Regions from separate parts of the Homo sapiens genome. Here region 2 is linked to region 1. A link is an interaction called in ENCODE POLR2A ChIA-PET data of the cell type or tissue named here. Cell type or tissue: MCF 10A. All regions are shown on one strand. Links, peaks and the distances in the headings refer to the core of each region. The heading gives the core; the rest is flanking DNA.

Region 1 (12,898 bases), core at 1,937-5,936:
GGCTCACCCCACTTTGTAATCCCAGCACTTTGGGAGGCCAAGGTGGGTGGATCACTTGAGATCAGAAGTTTGAGACTAGCCTGGCCAACATGGTGAAACACTGTCTCTGCTAAAAATACAAAAAGAATTAGCCAGTTGTTGTGGCGGGCGCCTGTAATCCCAGCTACTCGGGAGACTGAGGCACAAGAATTGCCTGAACCTGGGAGGCAGAGGTTACAGTGAGCCGAGACTGCACCTGGGCGATGACACAGTGAGACTCCATCTCAAAAAAAAAAAAAAAAAAGATAATTTTTCTGATCATTATAATATTTGGTCACTCCCAAAATTAAAATATGCCCAGAAGTTCAAAAAAGAAAAGAAAAAGTTTTCATATTTCTGCCACCCAAATAGAATTCCTTATTAGGGTTTTGACATATCAATTTTCAGTGTTTTTTTCTTTGCATATATTTTTAATCTAAAATTAAAATAGTTTTCAGTGACATTGAGTACTTATTCCAGAATCATTTAAAACTGCTTCATTGTATTTCATCAGACGCATCTACCAAATTGTTATGAACCTATTCTTTATTGTTGGACATTTAAAATAGTTTCCAGTTTTCTGATCCAATAAGCAATGCTATGGCAAGCATTGCATACATATGTTTTTAACTGCACTTCCGATTAACTCCTTAGATTAATGCGAAGAACTGTGAATACTTAAGGCTTTGTGATACAGTCCCAAGCAGCTGACTCTGACTACTAACAAGGGAAAGCCTCATTGTGATAGACAAAAAAAGCACTGACTCAATGTTATAATGAAGGTCCCAGGACCTTCTGGAAAATACTTCCCACGGAAAATACTTTTCCTGTTGTTGGAGCTGAAACAGCGCCATTGGCAATCCAGTCTTTGGAGGTGAGCGTTGTCCCATTGGGGCAGGCTCCTTTAAAAGGCAAACACTCCTGACTGGGAACACTTTTTGTCCCTATTGCCCCAGGACCTGCTTTCTTTCATCATTTCACCATCCCCTTGCTCTCTGTATTATTTCCTTCTGTTAGGGGGTTGGGGAGAGACATCTAGGATCCTTGGGGCGAAAAGAGGTGTTGAAAGGCAGAGGGGAGAGAATGGGGATAGGAGAGGGGAATAATTCACAGAAGATACACAAATAGCCAATATGAAAATTAAACCAAGCTCAATATCATTAGATTTAAGAAGTGCAAAATTCTTAAAGATACCTTTTCCTTGATTAGTTGTGCAAAAATAAAAACTTTGGACAACATCCAGTGTTAGTGGAGTTAGAGAGAAATGAATATTCCCAATCACTCTTGATAGGAGTGTAAATTGGTGCAATCTCCCAGAAGGCAATTTCACTATCACAGTTTTATATGTGCTTCCTCTTTGGCCCAGCAGTTTCACTTATAGGAATCTGTCCTATAGAAACATTAAACAAGCATATACAAATACAAGAACAAGAATGTTTATTAAAGCATTGTTGCATTAGAGTAAAAACAAAAACAATTACAATGCCTATCAATAAGGGGCCAGATAAGTCATTTGTGATTTATGTATACTATGGACTACTAGGCCCATGTTGCACTGAATACACATTCTGACATCAAAAAGATTAAGTTGAAAGGCAAGAGCTGCAGTGATGATCCCATCCATGTTTATTTTTTAAAAACTATATAGGTTTATATATACATATTAAGTCTAGAAGGATCTAGTGGTGATCTTGGTGGGGAGGGGAGCAGGGAATTAAGAGGAGACAGGTATATTTTCCTTCTAATTTCATATACTTTTGTTGATTTTTAAAAATAGCAAACGGCCGGGTGCAGTGGCTCACACCTGTAATCCCAACACCTTGGGAGGCAGAGGAGGGCAGATCACTTGAGGTCAGGAGTTCAAGACCAGCCTGGCCAATATGGTGAAATGTTGTCTACTAAAAATACAAAAATTAGCCAGCCATGGTGGTGGGCACCTGTAATCCCAGCTACTCGGGGAGGCTGAGGCATGAGAATCACTTGAACCCGGAAGGTGGAGGTTGCAGTGAGCTGAGATCGCGCCACTGCACTCCAGCCTGGTCAACAGAATGAGACTCAGTCTTAAAAACAAAAACAAAAACACATAGAAAACATAAAAATAAAAATAGCAAACAGGTATTACTTCTATAATTAAGAAATGAGTAAAAACTGAAAAGAACAAAGGGAAACAGCACATATAGAAGGCAAGCTCGCCCCAATTCACCTTGCATGTCCCTTGGCCCTGGCTCCCATCTAACCACAGAGAAGAGGGTCAGGGTTGCCAGTGCTGATGGGTTTTTTGCAGGGCATTGTAGCCCTAGAATATTTATGAGGCCTCCAGCAGCAATGAGTCCCACGAAGGTTGCTGTGAGGATTAAATGAGATAATGTATTAAAGGCACTAGGAAAGTGGCTGGCTGGTGGTAAGCCCTCAATACTAACAGCTTTTAGTTATTATTGTTATTATTTAAAAGCATCCTGTAGCCCAGTTCTGCAGGGTGCTCCTCTACTTCCAGATCCCACTCACTGGCACAGATTTTAAGCATTCATGGCAGGTGTACAAATGCTTAGTTTCATGTCAGGGCTATAACTGCACTTAATTGCTAACAAAACCACTTCAAAAGAGCTGTTCACCTAAGGGATGCTTGTGCAGTTGGAAACCATGGCTACGTGGCTCTACTCAGCTTTAGAAGAGCATTACTTCCTTACCCATTAATGAATATATAAATAAATAATGATCACCATGCAAATGGCATATCTAAGCTTTTTGCAAGTTAAAGCAAAAATGGTTATTGGTCGCCCCTTTCATGTAAAAAAAAAAAGTTTTCAAAGTAGGTGGAAATAAGAAAGGGAATAAGTCTACGTTTTCTCCTCACCCCACCCCCTGGAGAAGTCGGCCTCCTGCTGCCTCCGAATCCTTCCACTGAAGGTCGCCAGCATGGAGTTCATGGCTGTGCAATCAAATGAAACTCATGATGCAAATATATTGGGAAAAGAGAGAGAATTAAGTCTAGAGAGCCCTCATTTTATTATAAAATTATTGCTTTCTCTACCAAGGAGACTGAATAGAATAAAATTACAGGTACATGTGTACAATTGTACCTGTGGACCAAAAAAAAAAAAGGGGAGGGATTATTTGTATGCTAGAATGCATGCACAAAAAATAAACCAGATGGAAGAAATGATAAAGAAGGAGTTGCCTTTCAGGAACGACAGCTGCTTACAGCTGTGGGAGTTCCTGCAACAGTTTATATTGGCCATTTTGTTTCCTGGCTAAACTGATTGCATTATATCACGATTTTTTTTGACAACTTGAAAATCAGATTTTATTTCTCTCTCATAAACTCTTTTAATTCTTAATAAGGAAGAAAAATGTTGCATGTTGTGACTGATAAATGGAAAACCTCATTTAGGATTTGGTTTACATATTCCAAATGGTAAAAGCTCAGTAACATGAAGATCGTGTGTACTCAGGCCAAGAAGATCACAGGATTGACAAATAACATACAGTCCTGGGCGCCCATTTGTGATTGTGCAAGATTTTCATTTTTGCTTTGTGATTAACACTGCCTCTGAACTGAGGAGTTACCATGCTAGCAAATCATTTGTCTATCACATCATCCACCTTCCCTCTCCTACAGAATTAACTCTCTTGATGGAACTGTAGGCATTGGGGACAAGTCCGCAGGGAAGCTATTTCTGAACAGGGATTCTCAAGTAGGTGGCTGTCGACTCATATGTCTCCCCTTCTCACACACTAACTAGTGTGGGTTTGTGTTTAAAAACAGACACCCACAGACACATAGATTTTCTCTTTCTCTCTCCATTTATTTTGAGCTAATCCCAAGGGAACTGTATCCTATTTATCTTTGTTCACCAAGTGCCTGGCCATCGAGGTTCAATAAATATTTGTTGAATGAATAAAAAGAAATCTGTTCTCTACTTCCTGGGGAAAGGAGTGAGCCTTAATCATGAGTAGAGTCTTTGTAATGTGAAGCCTTGGAAAAGCCATTTTTTTTTTTTTGGCCTGGGAGGGAAGCAAAGAAGGGAGTCAATGAAATTTGGAAACAGAACCTGTCCATCCACTTATCAATTTATTCAGCAAATAGTTATACACCGTCCTTGTTTTCATGGAATTCACAGTCTACTGGAGAGATGGATAAGAAGTAGAAGTCAGAAACAGAATGACAAATTATAAGTGCTATAAGGGAAGTAACTGGTTGTTGGAACAGACATTAATAGACAGGTTGACCAGAGAATCTCTTTAAGTAGACATCTGAGCTGAAACCTAAAGGATGAGAAGGTCAAGGAAGCAAGGAGCTAAGGAAGCAAGGAGCTTGATGTCATTAAGATACCAAAAGCAAGTCAGTGGGGCCTAGCAGAGTGAGCAAGGAGAGAATGGTGTGCTAGAAGATGAAGGCTGGATGGGCCATGGTGAGGAATCTGGATTTTTATTCTGAGTTAAACTTCTTTATGAAAATGGAAAATTGAACTCTATAATTCTCAATATGGAACTTAGAACAGTACTTGACATGTAGCAAGTGATCAATAAATGTTAGCCATTATTTTACATGTATAGTACCCAAGTAAATTGGCAAGCCTTCGTCATAGTAATTGGAAAAAAATGATTAAAACTTTAGCAGTGAAATGATGGTCATTTACTTGATAAACATAGTTTTTATTTAGCAACTTTTCTTGTTTCTTTTTTTTTTTTGGTATTTTTTTGTAGAGATGGGATTTCACCTTGTTGCTCAGGCTGGTCTTAAACTCCTGGGCTCAAGAGATCCACCCACCTAGGCCTCCCAAAGTGCTAGGATTACAGGCGTGTCCAGCCTATTTAGGAACCTTTTCCATACAACCAGTCAAATTCCAGACAAAGCTGGTCAGATTCCACTTACAAAAGGGAACACTCATTTCTTACTGATCCACTGATACTCAGTTTTCCTTTGTTTTCAACAATAAAAGGACAGCATGGAGGACTATATTGTCAGTACCCTAATTTTAAAAATTGATGAGGTGTATCATTTTCATCTGCTCACATAAACTGGCATAACTTTTTACCACAGGTGGCCGTTTCTGAAATGAAAGTTACAGCTAATCAAACACTTAGCCCACATGCCTTGGTGATTTTAATGATATGATTTGTTGCTGTGAGACAAAGACATGTTGTGAGGGAAATAATCTGTTAGAAATCATATGACCTTGATTCAAAGGCTTTTGATTAACAGCACCAACATCCGCTTTCTGGAAAAGAAATAAACCCTATGATTAGAGCTTGGTAGTCCTTTTAAAGCAAATAAAACAATATTAGCCATTCATTAATGGATATAGGAAGAAAAATGGCTTCAAACATTAAAAACTTCTCAAGATACTTTCAGCTTTTTCCTCATAAAGGCTTTTAAGGCCACTGGCAAAGTTTCTCCTCTTTTACCTTGTGTTTCTCCTTCCTACTTCTGGAGGGAGACACCGATTAAACCAAAAAACCCCCAAAACAAATGGACAGCAGAAGAGAATTAAGACAGTCTAGGGCAGTGGTCCCCAACTTTTTTGGCACTAGGGACCAGTTTCATGGAAGACAATTTTTCCATGGACTGGGGATGGGGATGGTTTGGGGATGATTCAAGTGCATTACATTTATTGTGCACTTTATTTCTATTATTGTTACATTGTAATATATAATGAAATAATTATACAACTCATTATAATGTAGAATCAGTGGGAGCCCTGAGCTTGTTTTCCTGCAGCTAGATCTGGGGGTGATGGAAGACAGTGACAGATCATCAGGCCTTGGATTCTCATAAGGAGCGTGCAGCCTAGATCCCTCATGTGCGCAGTTCACAATAGGGTTTGCACTCCTGTGAGAATCTGCTGCTGATCTGACAGGAGGCAGAGCTCAGGCGGTAATGCAAGTGATGGGGAGTGGTTGTAAATACAGACAGAGCTTCACTTACTCACCCACTGTTTACCTCCTACTGTGTGGCCTGGTTCCTAACAGGCAATGGACTGATACCAGCCTGTGGCCTGGGAGTTGGGAGCCCCTGGTCTAGGAGACCTGTGCCCTAGAAAGTATTAATAGATTGTGCAGTCCTAAATGGCTTCTCTTTTTCTGTAAGTTGGCTTTGTAACTATTGAGCCTTCATTCATTCATCTATTGAGCATCCCCTGGGTGCCAGTACTATCCTTGGAGACATGGTGGTAAGAGGACACAGTCCATGCTTTCACAGAGCTTATATTCTAGTAGGGAAGGCAGGCAAGAAGTTGACAGGTAAAAGTCATGCTTACTTATGCAAACCCATGATAGGAACTACGAAGAAAGCAAAATAGGGAATGGGATAAAGTAACTGGGTGAAGAGGCAGGACTCTTTGGACAGGTGATATTTGGGCTGAGCTCTGAATGGCAAGAAGTCAGTCTGTGAAAATCTAGGGCAAAAACATTCTGGACAAAGAGGGTGGCAAACTCAGGATCCCAAAGGAGAGGACAAGTTTGGGATATTCAAAATGAAGCCAGAGCTTAGTGGGCCAGTGAGAGTGTAGTGGGAGGCAAGATCTACAGGGGCGGGAACCTGATCTAGCAGGGTGGATTGTAAGTGCAGTCCACCAAGACGGTTCTAGCTACAGCTGGGTTTGTAAAGGGTCTGCTCATGCAAGGCTCATTGAAAAGCAGGGCTGGCCCCTACCTGGGGACCTGATAGCAGTGGCATTTTTTGCTATTTTTTAAACTGAGGGAAAGGAGCAGTAGTGACTTGCTCTGTTGCCCTGAAACTGCAACTGGTGATCTGGACCCCCTGGAATATATCCGCCCTGCCCTGAGAAGGCTGCCAAGGTGAAGCCTGTGCAGTAGACCTTGTCCTAGACCATAGGAGTCTCTGTGGGCCTGTCTTCCATTCTGAGAACAGTCCCTTCAAGTCCCAGTCTCCTTTGTCATCCAGGTGCAGGGATAGATCTAGGCAGATCTGTTTCTCCTCCTCCCCCTCTTTAAACCCCTACTACTTGTCATGACCAGGCCTAAGCAATATCAGGGCAAGGGTCATGGGGTCCTGCCAGGAGACAGTCTGGGATGGAGGGGCATGGTCACTTTTGCCAGAAGAAGCATGACTGGAAGGACCCAGGTGGTGACATGGGTCAAAGGAGACAATAATAGATTGAGTCCAGGGAATCTGACCACACTTGAGAGACTAGCTTGGGCACATCGCCAGGTCACCCAAACAGTTTCCTGAGTCTAGGCACTGGGAACCTGGAGGAGGCCACACTAGTGAACGTGCACATTATTTATCTCTTGTTCTGTACTTGAGGCCATCATTCCCCTGAATGTTCCTTTGAAAACGTAGATGGCTCCTGACTGCTTTGCCAAGCTAAGAATACAGTTCTTTTTTTTGTTTTTGAGACGGAGTCTTGCCCTGTTGCCCAGGCTGGAGTTCAATGGCACAATCTCAGCTCACTGCAGCCTCTGCCTCCCAAGTTCAAGGGTTTCTCCTGCCTCAGCTTCCTGAGTAGCTGGGGTTACAGGTGCGCGCCATCACACCCAGCTAATTTTTGTATTTGTAGTAGAGATGGGGTTTTACCATGTTGGCCAGGCTGGTCTCGAACTCCTGAACTCAGGTGATCTGTCTGCCTCGGCCACCCAAAGTGCTGGGATTACAGGTGTGAGCCACCACGCCTGGCCTTAAGAATCAATTTTTATCCACATTCTCAGCTTCTCATTTTGGTTTCAACCTATCAGTCACTTTTTTGTTTACTTGCCAGTTTTATTTTGCTGTACATCCATATATGTATCCTATCTACATGGCAGGCAAACTTGATTATTACATTTATAATCAGCAAAATAATTTTAAGATCAATGAGGGTTGATCTTAAAAGAATCAAAATAATTTTAAGATCAATGAGGATTTTTAAAAAACAAAACAAAACACCTTCCTTCTTGTCCTAACTAGTTACGCCTCCTCCTGGATCGTCTTACTGCTTATGTGGGTAGGAGGGGCAGTGCTTGGATCACTAGGAGGTGCTCATTGCTCATCTTGCAGGGCTACCATGTGGCTCACTTCAGTCCTCTTGCATCTCTCGTATTTCCCAACACCTTACCCCCTTTGGGCCTGGGCCATTCCCTCAGAGCCCTTCCCTCTCACCCTTACTTGGTTCCCTGCATCTCTCCTCTGGGCTTTTAGTTCTATTCTTTTGCGTGATTAAGCATTAGGTCTCTCCTATGCTTAACTCTGGCAGCAGCAGGCTGCCCTTCCCTGGGGACCCTCCTGCTCCTGGTCCTGGCTGGGACCCACTTTCTCCCAGGTTGCACATTCACATAAGTCACTGCCAGCTCTGGCTTTGCTCTGAGCCCAGCCCTCTTCAAGCAGCCCTGGCTCCAAGTGCACGTAGGCTGTAGCAGGAGAGGACCAAGGGAGTTGGAGGGTATTGCCAGTTGGTTGGCTAGTTCCCAGGAGGATGAGCCAAGTTTTCATTCATTTACCTCTTCTTAAGAGGAGAGTGGGGTGTGTGTGTGCGCGCACGTGTGTGTGCACATGCACGTGTATGTCCACTTGGGGGAGGAAAATACAGAGCAGTGATTCTATATCTATCATACAGATAATTTTTCCTAGCCTTGGGTTCGGGACATGAAGGAAATTGTGGTAGGAATGGTGGTGTGAAAGAGGTTCTTCATGGTTGGATTTTCCTAAGTATCTTACGAAAAGAGGAGCCTGTGTAGAGTTTTTTGAAAAGTTTTTTGAGCTCTCCAGCTGGAATACCAAACTGGTGATTTCGCAGATGTTTTTATTTAGGACAAAAAAAAGTGAATTTCGTGAAAACACTCAAGTAATTAACAGTAGAGAAATACGGCAAACATCACAGAGGTGGTAACAGATATCTGGACCCCTCAGCTGGGATCAAGACACAAATGAGCATGGAGCTTATGACTCCTTTCACACGAAGGAGCTAGAGTTGATGTTCCCTGTTGTCTTTGTTGTCTTCACCTACAGATGGCCATGACTACCCTCGAGCAGCCTACCAGCAAGTGATCCAGCCGGCTCTGCCTGGGCAGCCCCTGCCTGGAGCCAGTGTGAGAGGCCTGCACCCTGTGCAGAAGGTTATCCTGAATTATCCCAGCCCCTGGGACCACGAAGAGAGGCCCGCACAGAGAGACTGCTCCTTTCCGGGGCTTCCAAGGCACCAGTAAGTATGACAGGCCCAACCTTCAGGCATTTTTAACATGGAAAGGAATTATGCCAATGCAATGAAGATGTAACAGAATTCTCTATAGGTTTGCTAACCCACGTTAGTGAGCAAGTCACATAGTGGAATGCCCAATATAGACTTTTCAGGTCAGGAGGAAACGGAAGCTGGTTGACAAGGATCTCTTTATCAGACATAGAAAGCCACTAGTGACTAGTCGAAATTCTCTTGAAGGAAAGGCTCTTCAGATGTTCTCCAAGTCACACCCCTTTCTTTTATTTTCAGATCATCTGAATTTTTAGTCCACAAAATAGATTTTTGATTTTACTACGACTGACTTCCACTGTTAGCCAACTCTTTATATGTCTAGTGTCTGTTCCTGTTTAAGCCTATTTCTTACTTTAAAATGTTAAATTCAATTAATTTTCCATCAAAATTTAAAATTACCTGTTCTTTTCTTTTTTTGAGACAGGGTTTTGCTCTGTCACCCAGGCTGGAGTGCAGTGGTGCAAACTTGACTCACTGCAACCTCTACCTTACAGGTTCAAGCGATCCTCCCACCTCAGCCTCCTAAGTAGCTGGGACTAGAAGCATGCGCCACCATGCCCAGCTAACTTTTGTATATTTTGTAGTGAAGGGATCTCCCTATGTTGCCCAGCTGGTCTTGAACTCCTGGGCTCAAGTGATCCACCCACCTTGGCCTTCCAAAGTGCTGGTATTACAGGCATGAGCCACTGTGCCTGGCCTATTATTTTCTTTTGTAATAAAAACATTCATACATGTTGAGTACCATTATTAGGTCTCTCCTATGCTTAACTCCGTATTTTCATGACTTCAGTTGTCTAACTCTTCAATCTTTTTTTTTTTTTTTTTTTTTTTTGAGATGGAGCCTTGCTCTGTCGTCCAGGCTGGAGTGCAGTGGTATGATCTTGGCTCACTGCAACCTCCGCCTCCTGGGTTCAAGCTATTCTCCTGCCTTAGCCTCCTGGGTAGCTGCGCGCCATCACGTCTAGCTAATTTTTGTATTTTTAGTAGACACGGGGTTTCACCATATAGGCCAGGCTAGTCTCGAACTCATGACCTTGTGATCTGCCCGCCTCGGCCTCCCAAAGTGCTGGGATTGCAGGCATGAGCCACTGTGCCCTGCCTCTTTAATCATTTTTTTTCCCTTATTCTCTTTGGACTTTCCTTTTCTCTTAATTTATGGATCTAAAATATATAGGTAAAACTCATGTAAATGGAGCTTCCTCATTTATGACAATATTTGGAAGAAAGTAGATTAAATGTTTACTTTTGCTCAAAAGCAACTTTTATATACCACTGTAAAACTAGATTCTGTTTTTACAGCATAGAGTAAAATATGAAGTTCCTATTAGAGTGGATTTTTCAGAAATACAGAAAGCGGTAATTAGTTTGAACATTTCATGGAAAGAAAAAAAGCCCACTTTATTAACAATGGTGAAGAGGCACATGCCTGCTTTCTCTTTTGCTCAGAAGCCCACAAACCCTCATATTTTCTTTCAAGACAGATCTCTTTTTTTCTCTCTTTCTTTTGGGACAGGATCTGACTCTGTCACTTAGGGTGGAGTGCAGTGGCGAGATCTCGACTCACTGAAACCTTCGCCTCCTGCACTCAAGCCATCTTCCAACCTCAGCCTCCCAAGAGTAGCTGGAACTACAGACGCCCGCTACCACACCCAGCTAATTTTTTTATTTTTTGCAGAGAAGGGGTCTCACTTTGTTGCCCAGGCTGGTTTCAAACTCCTGGCCTCAAGTGATCCACCCACATCAGCCTCCCAAAGTGCTGGGATTACGGGTGTTAGCCACCGTGCTGGGCCAGATCCCTTATTTTTCTAAACCATAAATACATGGAGTTTAAACAATGGAATTAGGTAAAATGTGATTTTATAGCAGGATAGGCACTCTAACAGAAGAAATATCTAAAATTCCAGGGAAATAAACAAAATGTAAGCATCTTTATGAAATAAGTTTTGTGTTGAATAGGAAAGAGAATAGTAATTTTTAAAATAAACTTTTATTTTCAAACAATTTTAGACTTACAAAAGAGTTGCAAAGATAATACAGAGTAATTGGTTTTATAGCATCAATTTAAGCCTGTTCTGATCTTCTTGATCTATTTTATCACTTTAGGATAATGAAAAATAAGTTCAGGTAGAGGAGCTAGGCTGGGCTTGGTGGCTCACACCTGTAATCCCAGCACTTTGGGAGGCAGAGGTGGGTGGATTGTTTGAGCCCAGGAATTTGAGACCAGCCTGGGCAACATAGCGAAAACCCATCTCTACAAAAAAATACAAAAATTAGCCGGGTGTGGTGGCACATACCTGTGGTTCCAGCTACTAAGGAGGCTGAGGCAGGAGAACTGCCTGAGCACAAGAGGTCATGGCTGCAGTGAGCCGTGATTGTGCCACTGCACTCCAGCCTGGGTGACAGAGTGAGACTCTGTCTCAAAAACTAAAAAACAAACAAAACACACACACACATACACACAAACCCATCCAACTGAGGTTGGGCATAGTGGCTCATGCCTGTAATCCCAGCACTTTGGGAGGCCAAGGCAGGAAGTTTGTGACCAGCTTGGGCAACATGGCGAAATCCCATCTCTACCAAAATAATACAAAAATTAGCCAGGTGTGGTGGCTCATGCCTGTGGTCCCAGCTACTCAGGAGGCTAAGGTGGGAAAATCACCTGAGCCCAGGAGGTCAAGGCTGCAGTGAGCTGTGATTGAGCCTGGGTGACAGAGCAAGACCCTGCCTCAAAAAAAAGAAAAAAGAAGCCAGCTAATTCTCCTCTTACTCATAGTTTGAAAGAGAACTTTAATTCAGAAAGTTTACTCTGTCATTAATTTCCATGGTATTGTTTTTATACAGAAGCTTTTGAATATTATCAAGGCCTTAACATTTCTTTATCATATAAGCAATCATCTTCTATAACAACTAAGCAACTTTTGAAACAATTTTTTTGGTATAAGAGAATTTAATGCAAAAGAACTGGAATGAGTTTTTCTTGGAGAAATAAAAAAAAAAAAGAAAAAGAAAAAAATATGGAATGGGATCCCCCATTAGCTGAAAGCATATTTTATAGAAATTATTTTCTCTATATTAATAAAAATATAAAAAATAATCTTAATCATTCATATTTTCAAAATATAGTACAGTTGAGATTCTGTGTAATTTTATTTTAAATCCTGTTACATAAGACTTTTAGAATTCCTGATTACTCCTTGGGTAAAAATATGAAAAGCGTAAGCAACAATCTACAAAAACTGGGCATATACATAGAGATTTTGTAGTCAAAACATTTTTTTAAAATTTATAATATGACACAATTTCAAACACACCACAAATAACAACATCCATGTTCCCACTACCCAGATTTTAAGAATGTTAACATATTGTCACATTTGCTTCAGAATTTTTTTTTAAGAAATAAAACATTATAGAGACAGTTTTAGTCCCACCACCGGTTAGCACAATACCACAGAACAGGGCCACCAAAGAGGCTGTCTCCTCTGGCGGTCAGGAAGGTTGAGAATCAGAAAGCCAACACCGCTGTGACCACTGCAATGGTTGGATCGGTTCTGTGCCAGATAGATCTCCACTGGTGAACAATAGATGCCCATGCCCTGCCCTCGACGCTTGTGAAGCTGGTAATAGGACACTGGGAGGCCTTCTGGGGAAAACTCAGCACCTCATCACTGTGCTTACCGACAGAAACCACA
Region 2 (12,898 bases), core at 4,106-8,105, 220 kb after region 1:
GCAGCTTCACCCCTCGAACTGCTAACATTCTGAAACCACTTATGTCCCCCCCAAGTAGGGAAGAAATTATGGCAACTTTGTTGGATCATGACCTGTCTGAGACTATTTACCAGGAACCATTTTGCAGTAATCCTTCTGATGTACCAGAAAAGCCCAGGTAATCAGTTATTTTTTCCCTTGGGTCACTCTGAATTATTATGATATATAAAATTATGCTATGGGGATTGAAAAAAAAAGAATGTATGCAACATTTGGTTACCTGACTGCTAGTTTTCTGTGATACCGTATTTGTAAGTATATCATTGTGGAAAGTATTTCTAATTACAGACTTACTAAGAAAATTCAAAAACTAACTGGATGGTTACACCTAGAGAAATTTATTTAAGTTGACTTGGATCTACCATTATTTAACACTATGTCTTCATTAAAGATTAGAGGTGCTCACTGTAAAGATGTCATGATACTTTAAAAGGATTACAATGATCATTGTTTAAATGGTATTTAATTTTTAAATGTTAAACTTTTATACCATTTTAAAAGAACTTCATTTTCAAGTGTTTTGAAAATGAGCATGTATGTGTTTTAAGTATTCCTCTGATATATCTCTAAGTGAAGATTATTGTAAGTTGTTTCTATTATAAACCACTTTTCATGTGGTTTCAATATCTTGTATTATATTGTTATTGTTATTATAGTTTATGCAGTTATTAGCAAATGGACTTTGGTTTCCATTCTCCTTTCTTTTAAGAATTTTTTCAGGTGGCTGGGTATGGTGGTGTGCACCTGTAATCCCAGCACTTTGGGAGGCCGAGGTGGGAGGATCGCTTGAGCCCAGGAGTTTGCGACCAGCCCAGGCAAAATAGTGAGACTCTCTCTCTACAAAAAATTAGGCCGGGCACAGTGGCTCACGCCTGTAATCCCAGCACTTTGGGAGGCCGAGGGGGGCAGATCACCTGAGGTCAGGAGTTCAAGACCAGCCTGGCCAACATGGTGAAACCCTGTCTCTACTAAAAATACAAAAATTAGCTGGACATGGTGGCAGGTGCCTGTAATCCCAGCTGCCTAGGAGGCTGAGACAGGAGAATCACTTGAACCCAGGAGGTGGAGGTTGTAGTGAGCTGAGATCACGCCACTGCACTTTGTTGCCTGGGCAATAAAGAGTGAAACTCCATCTCAGAAAAAAAAAAAAAAAAAGATAGCTGGGCATGGTGGCATGCACCTGTGGTCCCAGCTACTCAGGAGGCTAAGGAAGGAGAATCACTTGAGCCCAGGATGTCAAGGCTGCAGTGAGCTGTGTTCACGCCGCTGCATTCCAGCTTGGGCAATAGAATGAGACTTTATCTCAAAAAAAAAATCTCTTCAGGGAATTGATAGACAAACATGTGAGCGCACGCACACACACAGCAAATAGCAAAATAGAAATCAGAGTACTGGTTTATTTATCAGTAGTTAAGTAGTTATGGTGTATACCACTTTCATCACCAAGTTAGGACATAACTGATGAAAGCTAAATTGGGTAATGTGGCTTAATCCAGAAAGTTTAAATGATGGCTCTTGTTCCTGCCCTTGTGTCCATGATCTCATATACTTAACCAGTTGCAGAGCAGGCAGTTCATTTCAGCCATCCATTCAGAAGCAGAAGAGGATGGCTGGAACTGCTAAGGCAGGCCCTGCCTTAGTCTAAATCTTGGAAAGAGATAGGAAAAGCAGCAGAGGACACACTGCATGTATGCACTGACCTGTGGCAGTACCATGTTCCTGACTCCAGTGGGAAAAAAAAAAAAGAAAGATACAATATGAATATTACACATTTGTTCAAAGCCATAGAAAGTACCACACCAAGAACAAACCCAAATGTAATCTGTGGACTTTGGACAATTATGATGTGTCAACATAGGTTCATCGATTGTAACACATGTACCACTCTGGTAGGGGATGGTGATAATGAGGGAGGCCATGTATGTGTGGGGGCACAAGGGATATATGGGAAACTTCTGTACCTTCCTTTCAATTTTGCTGTCAACCTAAAGCTGTTAAAATATCTTTTTAAAAAAGTTTAAATTAAAAAAACACGACAGTGAATGCCAGGCTTTTACCCAGCAGATTCACAATAATTCCTATAGGAATCCATTTAAGAAAGGGTTGAGAATGTGAAATGATGGATATGTTAATTTGTTTCACTGTAAGAACCATTTTACTATATACTAATATCATATTTTATACCTTAAATATACACAATAAAATTTATTTTTTTAATAAAGGGGTGAGAAAAGGTTATCAGAAATGCAGAATAAAAGTTCTCTCCTGTAATGACTTGAAGTGAAAGGTAGAAATGTCCACCTCCCAGCCCCTTTTCAACACACAGTTTTGTTTAGTACCCACATGGAACTCTTTATTTCACTGCTGGAGCATATGAAATCTGTTCTTTAGACGTTAGTTTCCATCATTTTGGGGACTTTGGTGTTATTAGTAGTGATTATGGTATATTTACTTTTAGTTACCAAACTTTATGTGCTAGTCATTACCTTTGTGTTGTTGTTATTGTCCAACTTTGACACTTGTCCTGCAGCTAAAATAAAAAATAATCATTTTTGAAAAATATTTTTGAAATATGAAACTGTAGGCCGGGCACGGTGGCTCACGCCTGTAATCCCAGCACTTTGGGAGGCCAAGGTGGGCAGATCACAAGGTCAGGAGATCGAGACCATCCTGGCCAACATGGTGAAACCCCATCTCTACTAAAAATACAAAAATTAGCTGGGCATGGTGGCATGAGTCTGTAATCCTACTCGGGAGGCTGAGGCAGGAGAATCACTTGAACCAGGGAGTCAGAGGTTGCAGTGAGCTGAGATCGCACCACTGCACTCCAGCCTGGTGACACAGCAAGACTGTCTCAAAAAAAAAAAATGAAACTGTATATTCAATATAGAAAATTTAGGAAGTATGAAAGAAGAAAAAATAAAAATTACATCATTTTTCCATGTAGTAACAGCCACCATAATATTTTGATGTGTATTCTGTTTTCTTTTTTAAAAAGTATAGTTTTTAGTTTGTTTTGTTTTGTGAAGTGTGATCTTACTATAGTCACAGTATTATATCCAAATTTTTCACTTAACATTATATTGTAAACATTTTCCAAATGAGTTTCTTGAATATTTTAATCGCTGCATATGTTGCATCATGTATATATTATTGGACAGAAAGGTTGTTTGCAATTTTGCCACTATAGATATTATGTATATTATTATGTATGTTAAGAAGATATTAGCATTTTCTTCTTAAAGCATTTCTTGTATTTTGGAGTTTTTCCTTATAGCCCTAGAAGTAGGATTACTGAAAAATTTAAGGCTCTTGATACATATTAGGAGATTTTTTTTCCCAGTGGGTTATAGCAATTACCATGCTGCTGACAATATGTAAGAAAACTGAATTCACCACACCTCACCATTTTTTTTTTTTTTTTTTTTTTTTGAGACAGAGTCTGGCTCTGTCACCCAGGTTGGAGTGCAGTGGCGTGATTTCGGCTCACTGCAAGGTCCGCCTCCCTGGTTCACGCCATTCTCCTGCCTCAGCCTCCCGACACCTCACCATTTTTTATTCTTGACCTCATTATGACTTCTCTATCCTTAGTATTAGAGTTGGGTATGGTCACTTGGTATGTGTATTCATTTCCTTCAACAGCATTAATTCTGTTTCTGTTTTTTCACATTGCCAAGAGTGGATGCAGGGACAGTGCTGGATGCTGGTTATGGAGTTAACTAGTAGGGGCTTAAGTCTTTTCATATAAAGGAGACAGAGTAGCCCTAATGCTCTTCTTTCAGCTTCAAATCTGAAAACATGATCCAGTTAGTGGATTTTACATAGAGAGTGATGGGGACATTTGGGGAATCATGCCCTAAGAGAAGTGATTGAAAAAACTATGAATTAACTTTATATCCATAATAAAGTTAACATGAAGAAGTAGAATTATTTTATGTTGCTGTAGTAAGCAGAAATAGTATCAAGGGATTGGAGAAAGACAGAGGTTTCACTTAATATTTATAACTATTGGAAATGAAACCAGACTGTTTTCATTAGTGATTTCCCACATATTCATGCATTGGTAACATTTAAGCCATGCATCCTGTGGGCTCTGCCAGCTCCTAAGTTATGTCAGTGTTAATCCCTGCCATGGAATGGGAAGAAAGAATTAGAGTAATTTACCTCAGTTGGTATTTTTTTTAATGTTTAAGGGAATTTGAGAGTACGAAGATTCATTTGAATTGACTGGCTTTGTTAAACTACAGATACTGGAGAATATAGGAAGAAGCTATGAATAATATCCAGGGACATAGTATTTGAATGATAAATTCATTGTTTTTATTCATATGTGGTAATAATGGAAAATTTATTTTAAGATTAGGAGAGGAAAGGAATCTGAAAAGTTTGTGTCATCTCCTTGAAGGACAGAAGGCTTCATGGGGCATTAAAATAAAACAAAAAATACCTTCTCTCCCTAAGATTAATGGTACCTTCCAAAGGAAATTAAGTAGTAGTCATATACCTGTGAGGAAAAGCATATTGAGACTAAAGATAGAATGTACCTGCACAATATAGAGGGGGCAGGGAAGATAGACATGGACATTTTTGAGACTCCAAAAGGGACTTTATCTAGGATATGGAGTTAAATATTTTGGTAATTGCTCTTTGAAACAAAACAGTTGTTCTAAAATATGTTATTATAGGGAGATTGGTGGACGGCTCCTCATGGTAGAAACTCGACTTGCAAATGATCTGGCTGAGTTTGAGGGAGACTTTTCCTTGGAAGGACTTCGTCTTTGGAAAACAGCATTCTCAGCAATGACTCAGAATCCAAGGCCAGGGTCACCCCTTCGCAGTGGCCAAGGAGTTGTCAATAAAGGGTCAAGTAATAGCCCTAAGATGGTTGAAGATAAAAAAATTGTGATTATGCCTTGCAAATGTGCCCCAAGTCGACAACTGGTTCAAGTGTGGCTTCAAGCCAAAGAAGAATACGAACGTTCCAAGAAACTGCCTAAAACCAAGCCAACTGGAGTTGTAAAATCTGCTGAGAACTTTAGCTCTTCAGTTAACCCAGATGACAAACCTGTAGTGCCTCCAAAAATGGATGTAAGTCCATGTATACTCCCCACTACAGCACATACCAAGGAGGATGTTGATAATTCTCAGATTGCTTTACAAGCACCAACCACGGGATGTAGTCAAACTGCAAGTGAAAGTCAGATGCTGCCACCAGTTGCCTCTGCAAGTGATCCCGAAAAAGATGAAGATGATGATGATAACTATTACATTAGTTATAGCTCCCCTGATTCTCCAGTAATTCCCCCTTGGCAACAACCAATATCCCCAGATTCCAAAGCATTAAATGGAGATGATAGACCCTCATCACCAGTAGAGGAGCTGCCTTCATTGGCTTTTGAGAACTTCTTAAAGCCAATAAAAGATGGTATACAAAAAAGCCCCTGCAGTGAGCCTCAAGAGCCTCTAGTGATATCTCCAATTAATACTAGGGCAAGAACTGGGAAATGTGAATCACTTTGCTTTCATAGTACACCAATCATACAGAGAAAACTTCTGGAAAGGCTTCCTGAAGCACCTGGCCTTAGCCCATTATCAACAGGTAAGTGTACAAATAACAGGAAGTCTCCATAATTGTTCTTCAGAAATAGAAATGAAGATAACATTAGACTGTAATGAAAATCAGAGCTTTTTAAATGAAGGTATAGCTCAGCAAATATTTTTCGTCATGTCTTAGAAAGTCGTCACATGGCAACTGTCTTTCTGCTGTGAAATCTACTTATATTTGCTTCCATCCTGTCTTGTGGGTGAAATGCAGGAGCCCTCTCAAAAGGCTTATCTTCTCAACTTGACTTTCCTGTTGGCTTTTATACATACCCAGGTCTCCCACATTTTAAAACAGAAACAAAAAACCTGCCTTGACCTCACGTCTCCAGCCAGCTTCTACTCTTTCTCCTCCCCTTCAAAGCCAAATTTCTTAAAAGATTTATCTAATTTGACAACTCCAGTTATTTACCTCCTACTCATTTCTCAGCCCACTCTAAACTGAATTCTGCCCCTGTCATTCTACATTATAGCTCTTGTAAAGATTCCCAGTAAACTTATAGCTAAAACCAATAGATGTTCCTGAGTCTTATCATATGTCCTCTAAGCAGCCATTTTCTTGTTGACCTTACCTTCCTTCTTGGAGCTTCTCCACTTGGCTTTCCTCCTACTTCTCTGTTTTTTTCCCACTTGATTTTCTCATTATTCTCAGTTGTTATCTAAATGTTGGAGTTTATTAAGGCTTGGTCTTAAGCCTTCTTTATATCTTTCTCTAAATGATCTAATTCCTGTCTACAGGATTACTACAGATAACTCGCAAATTTATATTCCCAGTTCAGATCTCTCTTTTAAGCTCCAGAACACTATATCCAACTACCTATCTGACATTTCCACTTGAATGCTAAATGGCACCTCAAGATTAGTATTTTAAAAACCAATTCATGATCTCACCGCATACATTCACCACCACTTCCCCAACACACTTATATATACATGCCTCCACATAAAAACCCATCTGGCCTTCTTTCAGTTTTCCTTATTTCAATGAATAGTGCCATCATTTCTTAGTTACACAAGTCAGAAACATAGAATTTATTTTTAACACTCACCTCATTCCCTCATTACCCACCTTGTAGTTTCTAGTCCCTAACCAAGCCTTATCACTTGTTTATCTCCCAAGTAACCCAGATCTATCTACTTTATTGTACTTCTTCCACCACAACCTTAGGCCAAACTGTCATCATCTCTTGCCTGGGCTCCTGCACCAGCCATTTTATCTACTCTTAGTAACTTCCAATTCTTTTGCACAGTAATCAGGGAAAAATCCCCACTCTGTTCTTAGTTAGTTACTACTCTCTTCAGATTTTACCTCCAGGAAACCTTCCCTAATCTCCTTGACTACATAAAAATTCCCAATTATATTCCCCTTTGTTGTATTAGTGCAGTTATAATTTTATTTTTCTAGTATGTTTGATGAATGTCTGATTCTCTCTCTAGACCCCACAAGGGCAGAGATTATGTCTTTTCTTCCTCATCATAGATACTTGATAAATAAGTGAATAAATGAATTAAACAGTTCTCTAGGTTAATGACTGAGGTATAAAATTCAGTAATTAAAACATAAACATTTAAAATACAAAATGTCAAAATGTTATTTTGGTTGGGATCAGAGGTTTGAATTTCATTTTTAAATTATGAAATTCTGGGGGGAATTCATAGGACAGCACCCACAAGTGGTACTTAAGTGTTTGGAACAACAAAAGGTTTTTTAAAAACCAGAAGCAGGTAATTTTGATATACATGTTAAATATTAAATTTCTTTCTACAGAACCAAAAACACAGAAGTTGAGTAATAAGAAAGGAAGTAATACTGACACTCTTAGAAGAGTACTGTTAACACAAGCAAAGGTAACTATACTAAACATTTTTAAAGATCAGTGGAAGAGCCAGTCTTTTTCCTAGATTTCAGTTAGATAATTGTTAACTTTGTCTCAATTAAAAAATTTTGGTTACTTAAATTTTTGCATCATTATTTGCATATCTTTGAGACAACAAAAATTTGCCTTTTTTTAGTTTTTTTTTTGATGTTGGGATCTAAAAGATTCTTATATGTAAATACAAATATTACAGAGAAAGTGAATATGATAGCCAAAATGTGGATTATGAGGATACAAATACATTAACTGATTACTGGCAAAATCAGAACAATCCAATGACAGCAGAGCTCAAGTAAGTGATTTTTGATCCCACCAAAAATATATCCTTTTTCTTGGTTTATTACTTTTTTCTAAAATATAACCTTATTGATTTTTTAAAATTTATTTTACTAAGTAGTAAAAGAAAGCAACATTATTTACTACTGAAACTCTGGAAAGTCACAAATGTCTTTATTCAAATACTAAAAATATGACAAAACTTAGAATTATATGGTTATGTGAAAGAAGTATACATTAGACATACATCCTTGGAAATATATGCTAGAAATCACTTATATATTGGCCACTTCTTATAAATGTCATTAACTACATAAAATATATTTTAATATTTCTGAGATTATCAAACTTTTTAAACTTTCATTTATAAAATACTGTTGAATTACAAGCTATATATATTAAAAAATACTATATCAGTGTGTTGTGAACATAACACTTTGGGGAAAACAGTTAATAGATTTAGAAATCAGAAAAAATAATTTTGTAAGAAATGGAAAGATTCCATTTTTTTCTGAATCTTTGAAGATTACATTGTTTTATTTAATTCATCTTTCAGACACATGTTATATTAGAGTAAAATACAAATCAGTATTTCAAATCTTTTACAAACTTTAGCCAAAGTAGTTGGAAATATATTGATTGCTTGCTTGTCTTTCTTACTTCCAAGAAAGGTCAAGATAAATGTCCATGTGGTATAAATGTCAACTCCCTACAAAACTGTTATTTTCAGTATTGAGGGCTTCTGAACTGAGAGATAACATATGGTTTGCTTATATTTCTACATGTATCCAGTTCTGATATCTTTGTTAGCATGAAAATAACATTAATAAAATACAGTTTGTTCTTGAACTTAGAGATGATATTAGTTTACCATTTATTACTAAACACATAAAGCATATTATCTGAGAATAAGTAATCAAAAGAAAAATGATTGCTCATGTATCTTTTTCTGGCTGTGTGTGTGTGTGTTTTTTTTTATAGAATCAATTTGCAGCAGTAAATACCCCACAGAAAGAAACTTCTCAGATTGATGGACCATCTTTAAACAATACTTACGGTTTCAAAGTCAGCATACAAAACTTACAGGAGGCAAAAGCTTTACATGAGGTAAAACTGCAACAGTAAGGACACATACATTGTGTTCAGTTTAACTCCTGTTTTATTCTATAAAACAAGTATGGAATTTTTTTAACAAGGGAGGAGTATATTGAATTCTATCCTATTAATCTTCATCTTGTTCTCATTTTACTATTTTGTATATTTACATGTTTATGTACAATACATAAACTTAAAGCATTTAAGTTGCTGAGACTGCTTTGTGATTTCATATCTTTCACAAATCTCATAACTGAAATTCAGCTTATGGACATTAAAATAAGAAAAGATTTTTGGGAGGTGGAGGTGGGATGATCCCTTGAGTCGAGGAGTTTAAGACTATCCTGGGCTACATAGGAAGACCCTGTCTCTACCAAAAAATAAAAATAAAATTAGATGAGCATGGTGGCGCGCACCTATAGTCTCAGCTACTTGGGAGGCTGAGGTGGGAGGATCACTTGATCCTGGGAGTTCGAGGGTGCAGTGAGCTGTGATTGCGCCACTACACTCCAGCCTGGGCTACAGACAGAGCAAGACTCTGTCTCTTTGGGGAAAAACAAAAAAAAGAAGTAAGTCTGTATTTTGGGGATTATTATATTAAGATGTTATGTCACATCTGAAATGTGATATTTACTTGTATTTTCTGTTTGATTGGCTGAGTGGATTAGAGCTTGCTACAAAAGAGGATAAATTCATTCACTCATATACTCTCTACTTAATCCAGCTATCTTCACAGCACAGGCTGCCTGCCAAAGACTAGGACTTTGCAAAAATATACATCAGCTACAGTATGCATTGGAAAGAATATGTGAATGGGTCACTGTAAATTTATTTGTATGCAGAAAACAAACTCAAAGCACATATCTGACTGGCAGTAAGATAGAAATTGGAGTATGTTTTCATTGTTTACACCTGTGCTGTCGTATGGTAGCCGCTAGCAGCATGGATATTGAGAACTTAAAATTTGGCTTATACAACTGAAGAACTGAATTTTAAACTTTATTTAATTTTAATTTAGATTTTAAAACATAGTTGACTCAAAGTATGTTTGGAACGACTTAGGTATGTAATACTATTTTTTACTCTTAAGTTGTATGAAATTACAGATCAAGTATTTCTGTAGAAAATTTAGCGTGCACAGTGAGATATACTAGAAGGATAAAGTACATACTCATTTCAAAGACTTCATGGAAAGAATAATTTAAAATATTTTGTTAGTAATTTTAATATTGATTACATGTTGAAAGGATAATATTTTAAATATATTGGATCAGATCAAAGTGTTTTTAAATTAACCTATTTTTATTTTTTTAAATGTGACTACTAGAAAACTTTAAGTTACATGTGACTTTCATTATATTTCTATTGGACAATGCTAGTTTTATACAGTCACTTTATGTCTTTGCTTTTAAAGCAGAGGATTAGTAACCACCTTTAAGTTATAATTCAATTTTTAAGTGTGGTTTTTTTTCTCAAGTCAATTCTGTTGTAAACTGTTCTAGAGATTAGATTAACATAAACTGAGGGAAAAATTTTAATATTGTCCTCCTTTGTTCTTCACATTTGAACTGAGAATTATGTTTTTTTAGAATTAGATTGGAACATAGTCTCTCCCTCATTTATTCATTTGCACATTTTTCTCATTCAGCAGCATTCATTCAGTTTCTGTTTTATACCTAGGTCTATACTAGCCCCTGAAGCCTAGATAAATTAAGTGATAAATTCAGTAATACATACCATCAAATGCAAACTTGAAATTAGCAAATTTTTAAAAACTTTTTTAAAAATATGTATTAAAGCAAATTTGATAGACCATAGCAAAAAGACATGTTACATTTGATTATTCTCTTATTTGAAAAGTACGCTTTTCTACATTTTCCTAGGTAACCCTGTTTCAGAACCATGGGCCCTCTGGAAGTTAAAATCACTCTGGAGGTCTCACTGGTTGCTCTGACAGCTTCTTCCTCCCGATAACCGGCTTTCCTCATCTCAAGGCACATTCCAAACTGCCGCCCGGTGGTTGAAACAGGGAATAAACCAAAGAAAAAATACTGTTCTCTTCCTTTCTCTAGGAAATTATGCTTGTGGCATTTTCTCCCTCTGTTTCCATTACCCTAGGATAATCTCTCTTTCTTCTGCACATCAGTACTCAGTGCAGAAGACAAGGGTTGTAATCTTTGTCCCCCTTCTCACCTGCCTCTTGCCTAGTCACACTCACTAAATCTCTCAAGCCATGTCTTTATATAGTTTGCTTTAAAAAAATACCCCCTAAGCACAGTAATGCATTTTGTTATTAAGGAATAGAAATGCAAATTTTGAGTGTGAAAATTTGATCTAGTAAACAAAAATCAACCTCTAAGACCCTTTTAACCTAAAATTGTTTTCAGAGTCTTCATGTCTTTTCATATGTTCATCCCTTTCTTTTTTTTTTTTGTTTTTTTTTTTGTGTGTGTGTGTTTTTTGTTTTTTTTTGTTTTGTTTGAGACATAGTCTCACTCTGTCACCCAGGCTGGAATGCAATGGCACAATCTCAGCTCACTGCAACCTCCACCTCCCAGGTTCAAGCAGTTCTCCTGCCTCAGCCTCCCTAGTAGCTGGGATTACAGGCATGCGTCACCACACCCGGCTAATTTTTGTATTTTTAGTAGAGACGGGGTTTCGCTACATTTGCCAGACTGGTCTCAAACTCCTGACCTCAGGTGATCCACCTGCCTCAGCCTCCCAAAGTGCTGGGATTACAGGCATAAGCCACCGTGCCCGGCCTCATATGTTCATCCCTTTCTAATGAAACTGGTTGTTTTGTTTTATTTGGGTTTGTGGGAGGAGTTTTCCATTTAAAAATTTTTTATTTACTAAATTAATGCATGCTTATTGTTAAAATTAAGTTCTGAAGAGTATGCATTTAAAAGTAAAAGTTTTTTCCCTTAGCTCTCCATTTCATGTGGTTTGATTTTTTTTTTAATACTAATATTTTAAAGTAGAAACAGCAGTATATGTTTCTGAGGAAAGTGGTAGATTTGTATTTGTTTTATTATTATGCCTTATACATGCATAATTGATGTTCTTTATATTTTAAAAAGTACTTAGTGGCCAGGCAAGGTGGCTCACACCTGTAATCCTAGCACTTCGGGAGGTTGAGGCAGGAGGATTGCTTGAGGCCAGGAGTTCGAGACCAGCCTGAGCAACATAGTGAGGCCCCATCTCTACAGAAGTTTTTATAAATTAGCTGGCCATGGTGATATGTACCTATAGTCCCAGCTAGTAGGAAAGCTGAAGTGAGTGGATCACTTGAGCCCAGGAGTTCAGGGCTGCAGTGAACTATGATCACACCATGGCATTCCAGCCTGGGCAACAGAGAGAGACCCTGTGTCTAAAAAAAAAAAAAAAAAAAAAAGATTATTTAACAAATTTACAATGAGCACATGCAATAGTATATATACCAAAAATACTCAATCAGGACAAAAAAATTTGCAATGAAAAGTAAGCTTCCCTCCTACTTTAGGCTAGCAATTTCTTTCCCCCAAAGCAATAAGTATGTCTGCATTTTTATGTCACTTTTCAGAAATTTTCTATGCATGTGCTTCCATTTTTTCATGTATAGAAGTTTACTGTGTTTACTGGTTCCATGTATCAGTGTATTATAGTGATCTTTTTATATTAGGACATACAGATCTGCCTCATTCCCTTGAAAATCTTAAAGGTTACAGAATATTCCATTGTGTGTATCCTTTATGGATACCACATAATTTATGTAACCTGTCCCCAACAGGTAAACATTTAGTTTTTTTCCAGTCTTTGCTATTCTCGAGTAAACATCCTTGTTGTGTATATTTTATCTACATGTATGAGTGTATCTGTCTCTAGGATAAATTTTCAGGAGTAGGATTGCCACATCAATGGATTTTAATTTTGATAGAGATTTACCAAATTCTACTCCTGTCACTAGTGAGAAACTTGAATTTACATTTCTTCAACAGTTTGCATGCAAGATAATACAAAACACAAATCCT

Evidence for each region. Peaks named below come from ENCODE experiments on the same cell type or tissue, not always from the same donor. Only the 100,000 strongest peaks of a DNase experiment are listed, where the experiment ranks them.
Region 2: POLR2A ChIA-PET joins it to region 1 with 5 read pairs; 3 of 35 experiments call an interaction of 5 or more read pairs at or near these places.

Annotation. Positions count from the first base shown.
Region 1 is chr6:111,576,457-111,589,354 of GRCh38, reverse strand. It overlaps TRAF3IP2 (TRAF3 interacting protein 2), which reads left to right. Exons shown (of 9, transcript NM_147686.4): 3 at 8,966-9,158. It also overlaps TRAF3IP2-AS1. Among named protein-coding and RNA genes, the nearest start is that of TRAF3IP2, 23 kb to the left of the region's middle. In MCF 10A, for the core only: no CTCF peak of the experiment used is centred there; a DNase peak (open chromatin) is centred at 3,524.
Region 2 is chr6:111,359,855-111,372,752 of GRCh38, reverse strand. It overlaps REV3L (REV3 like, DNA directed polymerase zeta catalytic subunit), which reads left to right. Exons shown (of 32, transcript NM_001372078.1): 13 at 1-157; 14 at 4,725-5,638; 15 at 7,409-7,488; 16 at 8,775-8,900. Among named protein-coding and RNA genes, the nearest start is that of SLC60A2, 110 kb to the right of the region's middle. In MCF 10A, for the core only: no CTCF peak of the experiment used is centred there; no DNase peak of the experiment used is centred there.